2 separate regions of the Homo sapiens genome follow, and region 2 is linked to region 1. Evidence: chromatin contacts called from ENCODE Hi-C or POLR2A ChIA-PET data. All regions are on one chromosome and are shown on one strand. Each heading gives the region's core, a stretch centred on a gene start or an enhancer-like site at or near the end of the contact. The rest is flanking DNA. Distances are from core to core; before and after follow the strand shown.

Evidence for each region. Hi-C counts contacts between places; a loop is a spot of excess contacts on that map. ChIA-PET counts read pairs that join two places held with the same protein, here RNA polymerase II (POLR2A).
Region 2: a loop to region 1 is called in a map of endothelial cell of umbilical vein, with 6 times the contacts of the local background. The contact joins the enhancer-like site here to the promoter of STK11IP in region 1. A Hi-C loop is called at or near these places in 1 of 168 maps with a recorded cell type or tissue (endothelial cell of umbilical vein). POLR2A ChIA-PET finds 5 or more read pairs at or near these places in 1 of 52 experiments (WTC11).

Annotation. Positions count from the first base shown.
Region 1 is chr2:219,594,012-219,601,772 of GRCh38, forward strand. STK11IP (serine/threonine kinase 11 interacting protein) reads left to right here and starts at 3,846. Exons shown (of 25, transcript NM_052902.4): 1 at 3,846-3,912; 2 at 4,083-4,169; 3 at 7,224-7,429; 4 at 7,630-7,704. The coding sequence starts at 4,109. RefSeq lists enhancers at 3,798-4,017, 4,228-4,287.
Region 2 is chr2:221,775,057-221,782,817 of GRCh38, forward strand. No RefSeq gene overlaps it. Among named protein-coding and RNA genes, the nearest start is that of EPHA4, 210 kb to the left of the region's middle. Within about 2 kb of position 4,780, at least 5 of the 41 ENCODE cell types and tissues checked have a DNase peak (open chromatin) inside an H3K27ac peak, as active enhancers do; they include endothelial cell of umbilical vein, where a contact is called at or near this core.

The DNA.
Region 1 (7,761 bases), core at 2,596-5,095:
GCCCGGCCTTCTCCCTTCTTTTCATCCCCGAAACCTAAGCTAGTAACCAGCACACCTTTCCTTACCCTCTTTTATCATCAGCACTTTGCACAGCCTACTCCAGGAAACTCGGGGTGGTAGGGAAGCTACCAGCAGCAGCTCTCTCTCCACACAATAACATGGGCGTGGAGCCCCAGGCAGATGAGTAGTGCCTCCCTAGTACCAGAGTGCTAGGAATTCTTTGTCATGTGCAGCTGGTGTTGGTGCTTAGAAGAACCAACTGGACATTTCTGATTTTAGGTGGAGTACCAGTCCTGGAGACTAAAACTTAGAAGAGTGTTTGCAAGTTAACAGAGTGATATCATAGCATGTCTTCGAGAAACACAGACTCATTGATGATAGTATGAAATTATGTAATAGCAGCCCATACATGTTATGCTACTTTACAGCAACATGAATTTTTGAAATGGCATTGCATACTTTTTTTTTTTTTGAGATGGTGTCTTGCTCTGTCACCCAGGCTGGAGTGCAGTGGTGCGATCTCGGCTCACTGCAAGCTCCGCCTCCTGGGTTCACGCCATTCTCCTGTCTCAGCCTCCCGAGTAGCTGGGACTACAGGCACCCACCACCACGCCCGGCTAAATTTTTGTATTTTTAGTAGAGACGGGGTTTCACCGTGTTAGCCAGGATTGTCTTGATCTCCTTACCTCGTGATCTGCCCGCCTCGGCCTTCCAAAGTGCTGGGATTACAGGCGTGAGCCACCGTGCCAGGCTGCACACCATTTTAATAAAGAGAATTTTTTTTTTTTTTTTTTTTTTGAGAAGGAGTTTTGCTTTTGCTGCCCAGGCTGGAGTGCAATGGCGCCATCTCAGCTCACTGCAACCTCTGCCTCCCTGGTTCAAGTGATTCTCCTGCTTCAGCCTCCAGAGTAGCTGGGATTACAGGTGCCTGCGACCACGCCTGGCTAATTTTTGTACTTTTAGTAGAGACAGGGTTTCACCATGTTGGCCAGGCTGATCTCGAACTCCTAACCTCAAGTGATTCACTTGCCTTGGCCTCCCAAAGTGCTGGGATTTTGGGTGTGAGCCACTGTGCCTGGCTGGGTCATTTTTAATGTCCTAAAGTTCTCTTGTTCTCTTCACATAGATCTGGCATATTTCTCAAAATATTATAAGCATGTGTGTATTTGTATTTATATCTATAATTTATTGATTTTTTGGCTGCTATGATGAATGGGAATTTTTTTCCCTTTTAGATTTGCTAATCTAGACTTCATTTTGTAAAGGTTTTGTCTTAGTTGAAGTTCTTATGGTAGCAATTTACAGAAATACATTCAGATTAACTTAGGCCAAAAAAAAAAAAAAAAAAAAGCGGGGGAGAATTCTCTGGAAGGCAGCCAAGGCCTCCCCTACAGGCCAAGGGTAGAAAGGAGAGTGGGCCTCACAAGGGGGAGGGAAACAAGAACTACGGAGTCTCCTGTTGCTTTCCCTTAGTAGATCTATTTTTCTCTCCCTCTGTAGTTCAGCTTTCTTTGCTTCTCCCTTTGTCCACTTCCATGTTTCTGAGAAGCAAAGGGATATAGAGCAAACCTGGCTACAGGGGCTACCCATGTGGGTGGAGCAATTCTCAGAAAATAACTATGGGTTGAAAAGGCACGGCTGAAACAGATTTCAAGACACTGCAATGTCAGTGACTTGAAAAGAATCTGTTTCTTGCCTAAGAGGGGTAGAGTTGGCAGTTACTGTTTGGGAGAATCTGCCCTTCTAAGTTCCAGATGATTAATAAACAGGGACTGACAATCGTCAGGTTATGGGATTAATAATTCAACAAAATATACTGAGCTCTTACTCTGACTTTATATTTGCATACTAGTTAGCTGTTGTAGGGGCTGAAAAGTTGTGATGCCTTTCTTCCTCATCATAAGGGTCAGAGCTCGTATAACAAGATAGGTTAAGAGAAAAATCTAAAATAAACTAAGAAGTTTATTTAATCAAAGTTTTACATGACATGGGAGCCTTCAGAAATGGCTACCCAAAGAGCCAGGGAAAACTTGTTTTTAATGCTTAGATTCTATGAAAAATGGACAGCCTGCAGTAATGTGGTTGGGCAAAAAGTGTGCCACTTAATAGTAACAGACAGCAGGTGGAAACCCAACGAGGTCTTTCTGTGTAGCATTCCTTCCTCCCAGGTATGAGGCAGGATCTCTTCCAGAATGAGGGTCTTACGGCCTATCAGACAAGGTAGGCCAGAGAAGTTCTTTACGGCCAGCTTGTTTTTTGGACTGAGTTTCCCTCCTGTTGCCCAGGCTGGAGTGCAATGGCGTGATCTCGGCTCACAGCAACCTCTGTCTCCCGGGTTCAAGCGATTCTCCTGCCTCAGCCTCCCGAATAGCTGGGATTACAGGCATGCACTACCATGCCCGGCTAATTTTGTATTTTTAGAAGACACAGGGTTTCTCCATGTTGGTTGGGCTGGTCTCGAACTCCCGACCTCTGGTGATCTGCTGGCCTCGGCCTCCCAAAGTGCTGGGATTACAGGCGTGAGCCACCGCGCCAGGCCACGGCCAGCTCTTACATAGAAAGGTGGGGGGAAGTTTAGGTTTTATGGCTGGCTTTGGGGGAGAGGGCTTCTAGTTTCTGTGACTCATCTTGGGGAAGAGGAATTCTGGTTTCTATGGCTTGCCTTGGGGAAGAAAGAAGGCTGGGAGACAGGAGGGCAGGAAAAGGTCGGAGAGACTGTGCCTGAGGCCTTCCAGTCTCTTTTAGTTCAAAATAGTCAGCATACCAAAGCGCCGTATTTTGGGGTATTGTTTTTCTGAGCTCAACACTGCTGCTTCGGATGTATCTCCACTTACTTTATTTAACCTAAAAGGCTTTCAGCTCAGAGCACAAGTAGTATGCCATGAATGCGAAATTGTGTGGTTCAAATATTCAAAATATTTGAAATATTTGCCATTTCAAATATTTTGTCTTGAGAAAATAAAATCTTTCAAATCTGGCAACTTGGGATAAAGATGACTATGATCCTATCCCTCCTTTCAACTGGCTTAGGATTCATTTTGATTTTCCTCTGTAGAAATGGGGCGCTTCATGAAAGAAACTCTCTCTGAAAACCAGGAATTCTGTTAAAAGACCTTTTTGCTAATCTAGTTCAGTAGTTGACGTTAGCATTTGACGGGGAGCCTGGTGAAAGCTACCATGAGAATTCGGAAGCAAGAAACTGGCAGTCCTGGCGCTACTGGTTACTAATTGAACGACCTTCGCAAGTAACCTAGCCTCTGTGAACCTGTTCTCATTTTCAAACGCGGTTGAATAACTACTTTTCAACTAGGATGTTATGAAAGGTAATAGGGTAAAGACAAAGGACTAGGTTCGCGTGGAGCCCAGTACTGCTGAAGGAAAGATACACGAGTTTGGAGGGAGTCTAAGGAAAAGGAGGCAAAGGACCCCGGAGGTTATATCCTCGGTGGCCTCAGCTTTTACACGATCTAAGTCCATCCTACGGCGGATACGCTCTCCTTTCACTGGAAAATGACTGTTTGCGTTGAAAAAATTTTTATCTAACAAAGCTCCATTTCTCTAAACTTTGCTTCCCCGCCCAGTTTGCAAACGAGTCAGGGTTTCCTCACCGGCGCGGTAGGCTCGCCGAAAGCCAAGCGGGAGCCCCAGGCTGCGCAGGGCGGGGGAATAATGGGTGCCCAGCTCCGGGCCAGGAAGCCCAGGGAACCACTGCAGCCACCACCGCGGTCAGGAGACAGCCCCCGCACCGCCCCTTTTCGATTCGTTTGCATGATCTACGGCGCGGTTTCCGGCGGCAGAGACATGTTTTCCGGTCGTCCCTTGGCTCGATTTTCTTCCGGGGCGGGACTTCCTTTCCATCATTGATAGGCGCCGGGCAGCTGAGCTGGTAGGAGGACCAGACGGGGAGGTTCGGTATGTCTGACCAGGACTTATGTTCCTCGAAAGGGCGGCCAGGAGGATGCTCTTCCTCTCTTTTCTTTCTCGCCTTTTTCTCCGCATGACGCCTCGGTTTGCGCGGACGCCCTGGGCTTTTGGCACTACCGCCCACCTGAGGCTCTTCCGCTTCCTCTTTCCCCCCCCAGGCTCCGCCCCCCAGCGTCCCGTGGCCATGACGACCGCTCAGAGGGACTCCCTGTTGTGGAAGCTCGCGGGGTTGCTGCGGGAGTCCGGTGAGTGGACTTCCGGTTGGGCTGGGCCTCGGACCTCGGACGAGGTGGGGGTGGTGCTTTCTGGAGACACGCCCTGAGAGTCATGGAGTTACGACTGGTAGGGTCACCAGGTGTCAGAGTTCAATTTCTTTACTTTTCCCAGGTTTGTTCGCCCTTACAGTGTCCTTTGCCTGTGATAGCCTAAACTCTAGCCGTCCTTTGAGGCCAAAGGGCGGTATCCCTCCCTCCGTGCCTTCTCTGACACTGTCAGAAGGAAGTGATCATTACCTGACTAAAAGCCCCTCAGGACCAGGGACTGATCTCGGTCATAATCATTATTGTGTAGCAAGGTACTAAATACAGTAGATAGAAGCACGAGATTTGGAGTCGGACCCACTTGGGTTGGAATATCAACCCTCTTTCAAACTTGCCATACTGTTTCCTGAGGCTCAGTTTTCCTCACAGATTGGCATAGTGATTGTACTTAACATTTGTGGGGATTCGTTTTAATTCATGTATTTAGTACAATGCCTGCAAGTATAGTAACTGCTTACAGTTGGGAGCTATTGTTATTGTAATGATTTCCCTGATGCTTGGCACTGTGCCTGGGCATAATGGAGCCACAGTAGTTGTTGAATACTTGGTTGGCATTAGTTGTGGTAGAAAAAGCCTTGGCTTTGAGATCAGATAGGAGAAGTAACTTCCTACCAATTATATGATCTCCATCAAGATTTTTCACTTTTTTGAACCTCAATTTTCATATCTGTAAGATGGGGTTAATAGTGCTTCTCTTTGAGAGATTCTGAGAAGGTTTGAATGAGATACCAAAGTCATCTGGTACATACTACAGTTAATGTTAGCTGTCCTCCATCACTCCATGCTCCTATTGACGATATCTGTGGAAGCTCTCTTTATAGCAGTTTTCTTTTCTTTCTTTTCTTTTTTTTGAGACAGAGTCTTGCTGTGTCACCCAGGCTGGAGTGCAGTGGCGCAATCTCAGCTCACTGCAACCTCCACCTCCTGGGACGAAGTGATTCTCCTGCCTCAGCCTCCTGAGTAGCTGGGACTACAGGTGTGCACCACCATGACCGGCTAATTTTTGTATTTTTAGTAGAGACGGGGTTTCACCATGTTGGCCAGGTTGGTCTTGAACTCCTGACCTCAAGTGATTAACCTGCCTTGGCCTCCCAAAGTGCTAGGATTAAAGTCGTGAGCCACAGCACCTGGCCAGTAGCAGTTTCATTTCCTGGCTTGTATTGATAACTTTGCAAATGTCTTATATCCTTCTCTGGGAGGAGACAACTAGGAGGCCCTTTGAACGTGGGAAGAGTCCTTGAACCATGTCTGTATCTATCCTCAGTGTCTAGTACATACAGAATCCTTCATGTCAGGTTGTAGGACTTGTTAATTTATTCAGTGATGAATGGTGGGTGTGTGAATGTGTGACTACAAGGAGGTAGCAGGAGAAGAGCTTTGTGGCAGCAGAATAGTTTTGTATCTTGATTGCGTGGCTGCAGGAATTTATATAAACAGCATATAGCTATATATACATATTGTACCAACATCAGTGTCCTGAATTTTTTTTTTTTTTTGAGATGGAGTCTCGCTCTGTCACCCAGGCTGGAGTGCAGTGGTATGATCTCGGCTCACTGCAACCCCTGCCTCCCTCCCAGGTTGAAGTGATTCTTCTGCCTCAGCCTCCCGAGTAGCTGGGACTACAGGCATGCACCACCATGCCCTACTAATTTTTGTATTTTTAGTAGAGACGGGGTTTCACCATATTGGCCAGGCTGGTCTTTAACTCCGGACCTCGTGATCCACCCGCCTTGGCCTCCCAAAGTGCTGGGATTACAGGCGTGAGCCACCACGCCTGCCCTTTGTGTTTTTTTTTTTGTTTTTGTTTTTTTTTTTTTTTTTTTTTGAGATGGAGTCTACCTCTGTCACCCAGGCTGGAGTGCAATGGCTCAATTTCGGCTCACTGCAACCTCTGCCTCCTGGCTTCCAGCTGTTCTCTGGCCTCAGCCCCTCGAGTAGCTGGGATTACAGGCGCATGTCGCAATGCCCAGCTGAGAATATTTGTATTTTTAGTAGAGACGAGGTTAGAGTCGTAGAATAATTTTTTGTGTTTTTAGTGGAGACGGGGTTTCACCATGTTGGCCAGGTTGGTCCTGAACTCCTGACCTCAAGTGCCTTGCTCCCAAAGTGCTGGGATTACAGGCCTGAGCCACGGCAACCAGCTCAGTGTCCTGACTTTGATATTGTACTATAGCTATATAAAATGTAACCATTAGGGAAAACTGGGTAAAGGATACAGGGGACCTTTCTGTATTATTTCTGCAGCATTCTTTGACTCCATACTTATTATATTTTTTAAGCCAAAAAAGCATTCCTTCATGCCTAGCTTGTAGCTGCACTTTTTTAGGTGCAGTGATGAATACCAGAGTGATCAAAAGATGCCCTCAAGGATGAAAGTCTCATTAGAGAGAGCAGTTTTAACAGACAGCAATAACAATGCCTTAGTGCTATAATGAATAGTTATTCTATGACATACTTTTTAGTATTGTTTGAAAGTTTCTACAGATGTGCTTTGCAATCAGAAAAAGAAAGAAAGATAAAACTTCCAATTAACTTTTGTGTAATAATGAGTGACTGCAATATGAAAATTCAGCAGTATTACTTCTTGAGGCGGCTTCCTGGAGGAGGCTGGTCTCAAGCTGGGCGGTGGAAGGGGGTGTCTCATAACAAGAGAGAACTGTGAACCAAGCTGGCTGTATTTCCAGCACTGTCAGTAGATGAGGCTCTTTTGAGCAGAAGGTGAAAGAAAATTTGGAAGAGTTGGTTGGAGTTGTGTAGCCAAGCAGTCTCATCAGGCTGAATGAAATGTTAGGACTTTTTTTGAAGATGAGGGGAGCCATTGAATGCTTTTGAGCTGAGAAGGAGATAGAAAATTTGATCCTGCAATAGAAGATCTACAATATGGATTGGAGTGGGTATATTTTGGCATCATAGAGCCTTAGAATAAAGAGAAAAATCTTTTCACTGTGTCTTCCCTCCTGTTTGCCCCTTTTTCTGCAGGGGATGTGGTCCTGTCTGGCTGTAGCACCCTGAGCCTGCTGACTCCCACACTGCAACAGCTGAACCACGTATTTGAGCTGCACCTGGGGCCATGGGGCCCTGGCCAGACAGGCTTTGTGGCTCTGCCCTCCCATCCTGCCGACTCCCCTGTTATTCTTCAGCTTCAGTTTCTCTTCGATGTGCTGCAGAAAACACTTTCACTCAAGGTTCTGGGTGTGGGGAAGAGGCAGGATGTGCAAGGAGCCCAAGAGAATGATGGAAGTTGGGGATAGGGTAGGGGTGCAGAAGTCTGCAGTGCCAGGATCCAGAGGGTGTCAGAGGTACCAGTGGTTGTGCTAAGGAAGGAATGTTGAGGGCAGGAAGATCTGCTGTGCCTCAGTAAATTGAGTTTTTTTTTTTTTTTCAGCTGGTCCATGTTGCTGGTCCTGGCCCCACAGGGCCCATCAAGATTTTCCCCTTCAAATCCCTTCGGCACCTGGAGGTATGGGGACACGGGGGGATGTTGGTGCACAGCACCCAACTTGAGGCAGCCCCTTGG
Region 2 (7,761 bases), core at 3,530-6,029, 2.2 Mb after region 1:
GTTGCTTCTCTCCCTGGTGAAAACCCTGGAGTGTTATGCAGCTTTAATTAACAGTGAGATGTTGTGTTTTGGATGGAGACCAAGGTATAGCCCTTCGGGTACCTTTTTGGCACTCATTACAGAGATTGTAAGGTGATTCCATCTCTCTGGTGTTCCTTAGGCAAGACAGAGATGCCGAGCTGAAGTGTACATGGGCAGCAACGTGGGAGCGCTCCTCAGAAAGCCGTGTTTTCACAAAGACTATTGGCTGTGAGAGCCAGGGTACGTGCCCTGCTCTGTGAATCCAGCCCAAGATGCTGCAGTGGGCTCCTTTCCTCTCTCCCTCTCTGCATTCTCAATCCCGTGGGTCAGAGGCCACCTGCTCTCCAGCACAAACGCTCGGTGGATAATGTGCACCTAGCGCCTCGCTGTCAGAGCTCCAGCGGTTCAGGGCACAAATGTTGCCTTTGGCCCGATTAATGGAAAAAAATAAATTATTCTACAGTGAACCTGCTGAAGGTATGTGTGGAGCCGAAATTACAAGGATTTTATCCTTTAGTTTTTCCCCTAACTTTCCTGTTGGTACAAAGTCAGCAACACTTAACTAGTTTTGTATTTTTTTAAAAGGGAGAATAATGGGTCTGTTGATACTAATTTGGATTTTTTTTTTGATGACCCCAGAGGTAGTTCTTGATTAGAAAATTATATTAGTAATAGAAATGCCTCTTTACTTCTACCCCATATGGGCATATCAGGGTAAAAATAGTCTGATGGTGTAATTTAGGTATTCTCCACTGATCCAGATGCAAGATCCATTAAAATCATTATGTGCCAGACACTGTGGAAGGAGACTTTACAGACATTATATCATTTAATTCTCACAGTTTTGTGCTGAAGCCTCATTTATAGGTAAGAAAGTTGAGGTGAGGAGTTAGTGAATGGCACAGTAGGGATTGGAAGCCAGGCCTTTCAATTCCATGCTTGACACTCTTTCCACTATACACATACTGTCCAGGACACATCACAGTTCACTGGGAAATGCCCACTTTAAAGAAACAATTTTCTCAGCAACTGGAGGCCAGGCAAAAAGGAGAGCTTGTGTGGGAAAGAAGGAGAGGCAAATAGTATGGTGGGATGAGAAAGAGAAAGGGAGAGAGACAGGCACACAGAGAGAAATACACACGGGGAGAAATGGAGATAAATACAAAGAAAGTGAGAATGGACAGGATAGAGTGGGAATCACAGCTGTGGTGGAGTCTTCCGGCCCAGGATGCATCCTTAGGAATGTTTGGATGTTTCACTCTGTAACGTGCTACTTATAGTTGAAATTATGAACCTTATTGTTGAATTGTGAAGAGGCTTAAATTATGAGTGTATCCCAAATACATCTTGGCTGGCTTGAGGCCAGTCCTGCCCATTGGTGTATCTCTCAGAACATACATCTGACTTCAGTGGCTAAGTAAATTGTGTAAATCCTTTTTTTTAAAAAAAAAACTGATTATATTCATTAATTTTTTTTAATTTTTTGAGACATGGTCACTCTGTCACCCAGGCTGGAGTGCAGTGGTGTGATCACAGCCCACTGCAGCCTCAATCTCCCAGGCTCAAGCAATCCTCTCACCTCAGCCTCCAGAGTAGCTGGGACTACAGGTGCATGCCACCATGCACCACTGAGTTTTTTATAATAATTTTTAATAAAGACAAGGTCTTGCCATATTACCCAGGCTGCTCTTGAACTCCTGAGATCAAGGAATCCATCAACCTTGCCGTCCCAAAGTGCTTGGATTACATGTGAGAGCCATCATGCCTAACCTATTCATTTATTTTTAATAAACCTATGTAAGTACCTCTTATCTTAAGAATTAGAACATTACTAGTAACTGTGAAGCCCTCACGTTTTCTTCCTGATATCATCTTGTTTCCTCTTCATTGAAGTTAATCATTTTTATGATTACTGGAATAATTACTCCTCATTTTTCTATTGAAAATATTCAATTTTTTAATTGACACATAAGTATACATATTTATGGGACACATAGTGATACATATATGTAAAATGATCAGATCAAAGTAATTATTAGTCTATTTTTCATTATACTTTGACCAACTATGTATACTATGGGCATAGTACACATTGCATTTTAAATTTCTAAAAAATTTTAACCTTTTTTTATGGTAAGAACACATAAAATCTATTTTCTTAGCAAATTTCAAGTAGCTAAACACAGAAAGAAAAATATTGCGTAATCTTACTTCTATTTGGAACCCCAAAAGGAAAAAAAAAAAAAAGATGAGCACCTAGAAACAGTACAATGTGGTTACCAAGGGTGGGAAGGGGCAAAAGTGGGAAGATGAAAGGGTACAAAGTTAGGGTTATGTGGAATGAATAATTCTTAAGTTCTAATGTACAGCATGAGGACTATAGCTAATAACATTGTATTATATTTTGGAAATATTTATATTTAGTTTTTTTTGAAAGAGTGTTGCTATAGGTTTGGATGTTTGTCCCCCCTCAAGCCTCACATATTATCCCCACAGTGGGAGGTAAGGCCTAACAGGAGGTGTTTGGGTCATGGGGGTGGATCTCTCATGAACAGCTTAGTGCTGTGCTTGCCGTAATAATTTCTTCGTCCATTGTTTCTCACGAGAGCTGGTTATGAAAAGGAGCCTGGCACTCCTCCATTTCCCTCTTGCTTCCTCTCTGGCCATGAGATCTCTGCATGTGATCTCATGCCAGCTACCCTTGGTCTTCCACCATGCCTGGAAGCAGCCCGAGGCCTTCACCAGATGCCTGATCTTCCAGCCAACAGAATAATGAACCAAGTAAATATTTTTTTTTAAGAAAAAAAGAAAGAAATGACCCAGCCTTAGGTATTTCTTTACAGCAATACAAAACAGAGTAAGACAAATGTGCACAATTTTAACTACAGACAGCACATTACAGAGCAAAATATCCTAAAATTCCTTAGAATACCTTCTCTCCAGAGATCCTATAGTAGCTGTGCTTCCTACTCTGTCCCACCCACTCTCTTTTTGTGTGTTTCTCTCTGTGTGTATTTCTCTCTGTGTCTTTCTCCCCTTCTTTTCCTGGTGCCATGATGCCACTTGCCTCTCCTTCTTTCCCATACAATTACTCCACTCAAGTACTCCCCTCTCAACTCGTGCCCCTCCTCTTCACACAGGGCCCCCAGGGAAGTCTGTGACTGCTATTAATCTCATAGGGAACAGGCCTTGGAATTTCAGTGAATAAAATTCTCCATCTCATTATATAGGTTAATAAGCTCCTACAGCATGTTCAGATCCTATGAAATATTAACGACGTGACACAGAAGTTGTAGGCGGAGGGTATCTTATGCTTAGAGCATTTAGGAGCCTTTGCCAATGGAACATCAATCAGAAATCAAAACAAAGCATTGTTAAATGCATAATAAAAACTCAGTGGAAAAATATTTGATTTCTAAATGTCTGATATAGGAAGCAAGTTCTGGGGAGACCATTCATTGCTACTTAAAGGGAGATGTATTTAAAATTGAAGATGTATGTGACCTTCCCACTAGGAAATAAACAACATGTTTGGGTTATACAGAACAAAGCAGAAAAATCATTTTGGAAGTCAAGTAGTAAGTTGTAAAGTTAACATTTCATGGCAGCAGTTTTTTATTCTACAGTGTATGATAGGCAGTGGGGGCTAAGATTAGCACTCAGCTTCCAGTTCACAACTTGGTGGAATCAAATATCTTTCTATGAGCACAACTCTATGGCAAGTCCCCCACTGAACCTCTCAGAGCAATGGAGAGGTTTGAACATAAAACCAAAGCTCTTCTAACTGAGGTTCCAATTTTATGTGCTCCTTAAAGATAAATGTAGATTTAACTTTTACACTTTAGTGTCCTGCGTTGACCTGGTATGGTAAAAATAGCAACCCTGAGCAAAGAAACCATAGAAGAGTTTATTTCTTTTCTTGTGTGTGTGTGTTTTTTTTTCCCTTTATTCTTTTTTGGCCATGATAAGACACTTAATTGCTGCAATACTGTCGTTTTAGGAGGGATATCTCAGTGGTTCAAGTAGGACAAGACAGAGCCTGACGCTTCTGGCAAATTCAAAACTGTGCAGCTAGACAGTATTTGCCAGAATCTTAGTCCAAAGCCAGAGGTTCTCCGCTGTTTACGCAGATTCTCCATCAGATTAAAGTTGTTCCCACCTTTAAATTTTAGAAGGATAGTTTGGAGACTGTTATGACTATCCAGACACTTTGTACATTTGAGAAGATCCAGAATTGTCAGATAGCAACATTTTTTTCCTTTCCTTTCTTTTTTTTTTTTTTTTCCTCTATACTTTTGGATGCTTAAATAATTTTTTTCTTCTGCAGACTTCGGAAAGGGACTGCTTGAGTTCCAGAAGGCCAAGAAAGTTTCAAGGAAGGAAGAAAATAAATCACAGGATCAAACTAAAAGTCATCCATCATGGACCAGGTCTGGACCCTAGGTTCCTGGGTCAGGGAATAATAATCATGACACTGTAAACTTCTAGTGGGAGGAATCATAATTCATAGGCTGACTCTACCATTACTCTGAACTCCCTTTTCATTTGCTTCCTGTCCTAGCTTTCCTTGAAGCTAAAGGTAGCCATGTGACACTGTGTTAGGCAATGGAACTTCAGCAGGAGTCTGCTGGGCTGAGTAAGAAAGGCTTTCTTATTTAAAACAAACAATATAACTTGCGTCTGCCTTTTGGCCCTGCCTTGAATGCAGATTCTGTGCCTGGAGACCACAGCAACCATCTAGAGAACATGAGGGAAATGCCAAGACAATGGCAGGAACCTTGGACCCGGCCGGCATCACTGAGTCATGGAACCAAAGCCAGTAGCGGCCTCCTTCCAAGGAATTTGTTAGTTAATAATGAAAGGAATTTATCTATTTGAACCACTCTATGATGGATTTGCTGTTGCTTGAGCCAAACAGATTCCTAACTGATACATTGCCCTGGCTAGTGCCTAGCAAAATGACTTTCAACCAGCAAGAGGGAGAGAAAACACAGGAGCTCAGGCTTTAATAACCATCTCAATAGCCATCATTCTAAAATCTGCTTCTCCAGTCCCAGTCTGCTTTCTAAATTTTAGAACCGTGTGTCCTATGGCCTAAAGGGTATTCCCAACAGGCTAACTCACAGTACCTCAAACTCTTCTTTTACTAAACTAAACCCCCGTTTTCCCCCCTAAATCTGTTCCTCTGATTTGAATTCTTAATTTAAATTAACAGGATCACAGTCCTCTAACTGTTGAAGTCAGGATATAGGCCCCACCCAATGGAATTCTATTGAGCTTGCACCATTTCAAAGTCCTAATGACAGATCCACAACTTTCTCTGTACTAGAGTTTTTTTGTTTTGTTTTGTTTTGTTTTGTTTTAAACCTGGAGATTAGTCACATAATGAACTGAGAAAAAAATGCACAATGACTTCAGGTTTACTCACATCACTGCTCCTCCTCCTGCTCTCATATCTTCAGACTTAAGGACAAAAGGGAAGGGGAGAGGAGAAGGGAAGTATTCTTACCCTGATAACTGGTTCTTCCTGGATCTGCCCAGCTCCCTGGCCTTGGTGAGGGAAGGGGCCCCTGGAGAGGGCAGGGTTCAACAGCCAGGACTTTTCAAACGACAAGAAGATAATAGGAAAATATCGCTCAGAAAGAAGCTACGTGAGGACCAAAATATTAAATCTCTTTATTTTGTTTTGCTTTTTCAAATTATACAGTCTAATCCTACCCACAGGTGCCATTAATATTGGCTCCTCCCTAGAGACTCAACTCCAACCAGCAAAAGAAAATTTTAAAAATGCTTCGGTTCACATAACTCACCATAAAGGTAGCACTGGAGCTGGCCCTAGGGTTGACCGGAACGGGGAATTGACATCCCTTCAGAAATACCTTGCCTGTCAGCTTCATTCTCTCAGTGCAGACAGGCTGCTTCTCACTGCAGTCCACAGGTCACCAGCCTTTCAGCTCAAGCCCAGAGAGAAAAAGTCACCTCTCACCTCACCTCAGTCCAAAAAATCCCAGAAAAATAATCACTAGGCGTTTTCTGAGGTCCTTGAGGACAAGGTTTGTACACATAAAAGACTGTGTGCAGCAACTTGGTTTCTAAGATAAATATTCAATATACTAATGTAATGGAGTTTTTTTTTTCTTCCAGCTTTTAAGTTCAAACTACAAATCTTATTATTCTATCTATAAATCTAATAAAATTTTAAGGGATACTTTACAATTTTGGCAATTAAGTTCAGTTAAACAGTCTAAACCACATTTATAAATGTAATATATATGATTTTCTTTTTAAGTACTTCAAATACTTCACTAACAAGCAAAACTTTTCCAAGAACCTAAGCAATTCTTATAAATCTAATAAATTAAACTTTTAAATATCGTGACCCTTAAGTTCTCTTAAATCTTTCAATACTGTTTACAAACTTAGCCAGCTTCTCCTGGAACTTTCTAGTCTAAAATCAACCACTAAATTAGACATTTAAACTAGAATCACATGGCTAATTACAAGGTTGACTATATGCCAGAATCTTTAAACGTTAAAAACACTTTACAAACATTACAAACACTTTAAGTATCAGACATACTGCAGTTGTCTTAAATTCAACACAAAAACGTTGAAGAGTGTGGGTTTTGTTTACTTCATCCTCCTTGTGGTTAACTCTAAAATCTTCCAAGGTTGGAAAACACCTGATAAGGAAAGAGTTTTATAATTCCCAGAAAACTGGAGCTACCTTCCCACTGATTGGTTTTTCTCATTAACCAGAAATTTAGACACAGACACTAGGGACTAAAGCCCTTCAACTTGATAGTCTTAACTTTCCTGACAGGCAGGATGAAGTCCTTTTATGTATATATGTATGTATGTCTTTATTTATTTATTGTAGAGATCAGGGTTGGGGGTGGGGGGGGGGGTTCTCATTATGTTGCCCAGGCTGGGCTCGAACTCTTGGCCTTAAGCAATCCTCCCACCATGGCCTCTCAAAGTGCTGGAATTTCATGTGTGAGCCACCGTGCCCAGCTGAAAGCCCTTTTTAAAACAATCAACAGTTAGGGAATGCTAACCCCATGTCCTAAAAATGGGGCCCATATAGCTGAACTGAATCTCCTGAGTTAAAGCTAAACTGTTTCCTAATTTATTTGAAACGTCTTTTACCTATCATCACCTGTTTTGAGTTCATGAGTTTAGTAACTTCTCGTCTAGATTTCTCCTTCACTTGATTGGAATCAGTTAATCTATTTAGTGTTTGATTTCTATGCAATCTGCCCCATGGGCTACATCTGCCAAGGCCATTTTAAAAACAGGAGGTAGAAGGACTCTAGGTATTTTGGTCACGTGCCCACCTGCTGGGCCAAGTGAGCTGAATTTCTGGTTACTGTACCTTTTGACCATGGGTCCACAGACAGGGTAGGGAAAGAAGAGAGAAACAATGAAGTCGCTGTTAGGAGAATAACAAGCAGCTACTGGCAATAGTTCCCACTCTGCCCACATCACACACCCCTTCCCAGTTCATCTCCATTCTATGGCCAGTAAGATTTTTCTCATATGTAAATCTGGCCATGCATGTTTGATATGGTTTGGCTGTGTCTCCACCCAAATTTCATCTTGAATTGTAGTTCTCATAATCCCCGTGTGTCATGGGAGGGACCTGGTGGAAGGTAATTGAATCATGGGGCCAGTTACTCCCATGCTGAGATTCTCACGATAGTGAGTGAGTTCTCACGAGATCTGATGGTTTTATGAGGG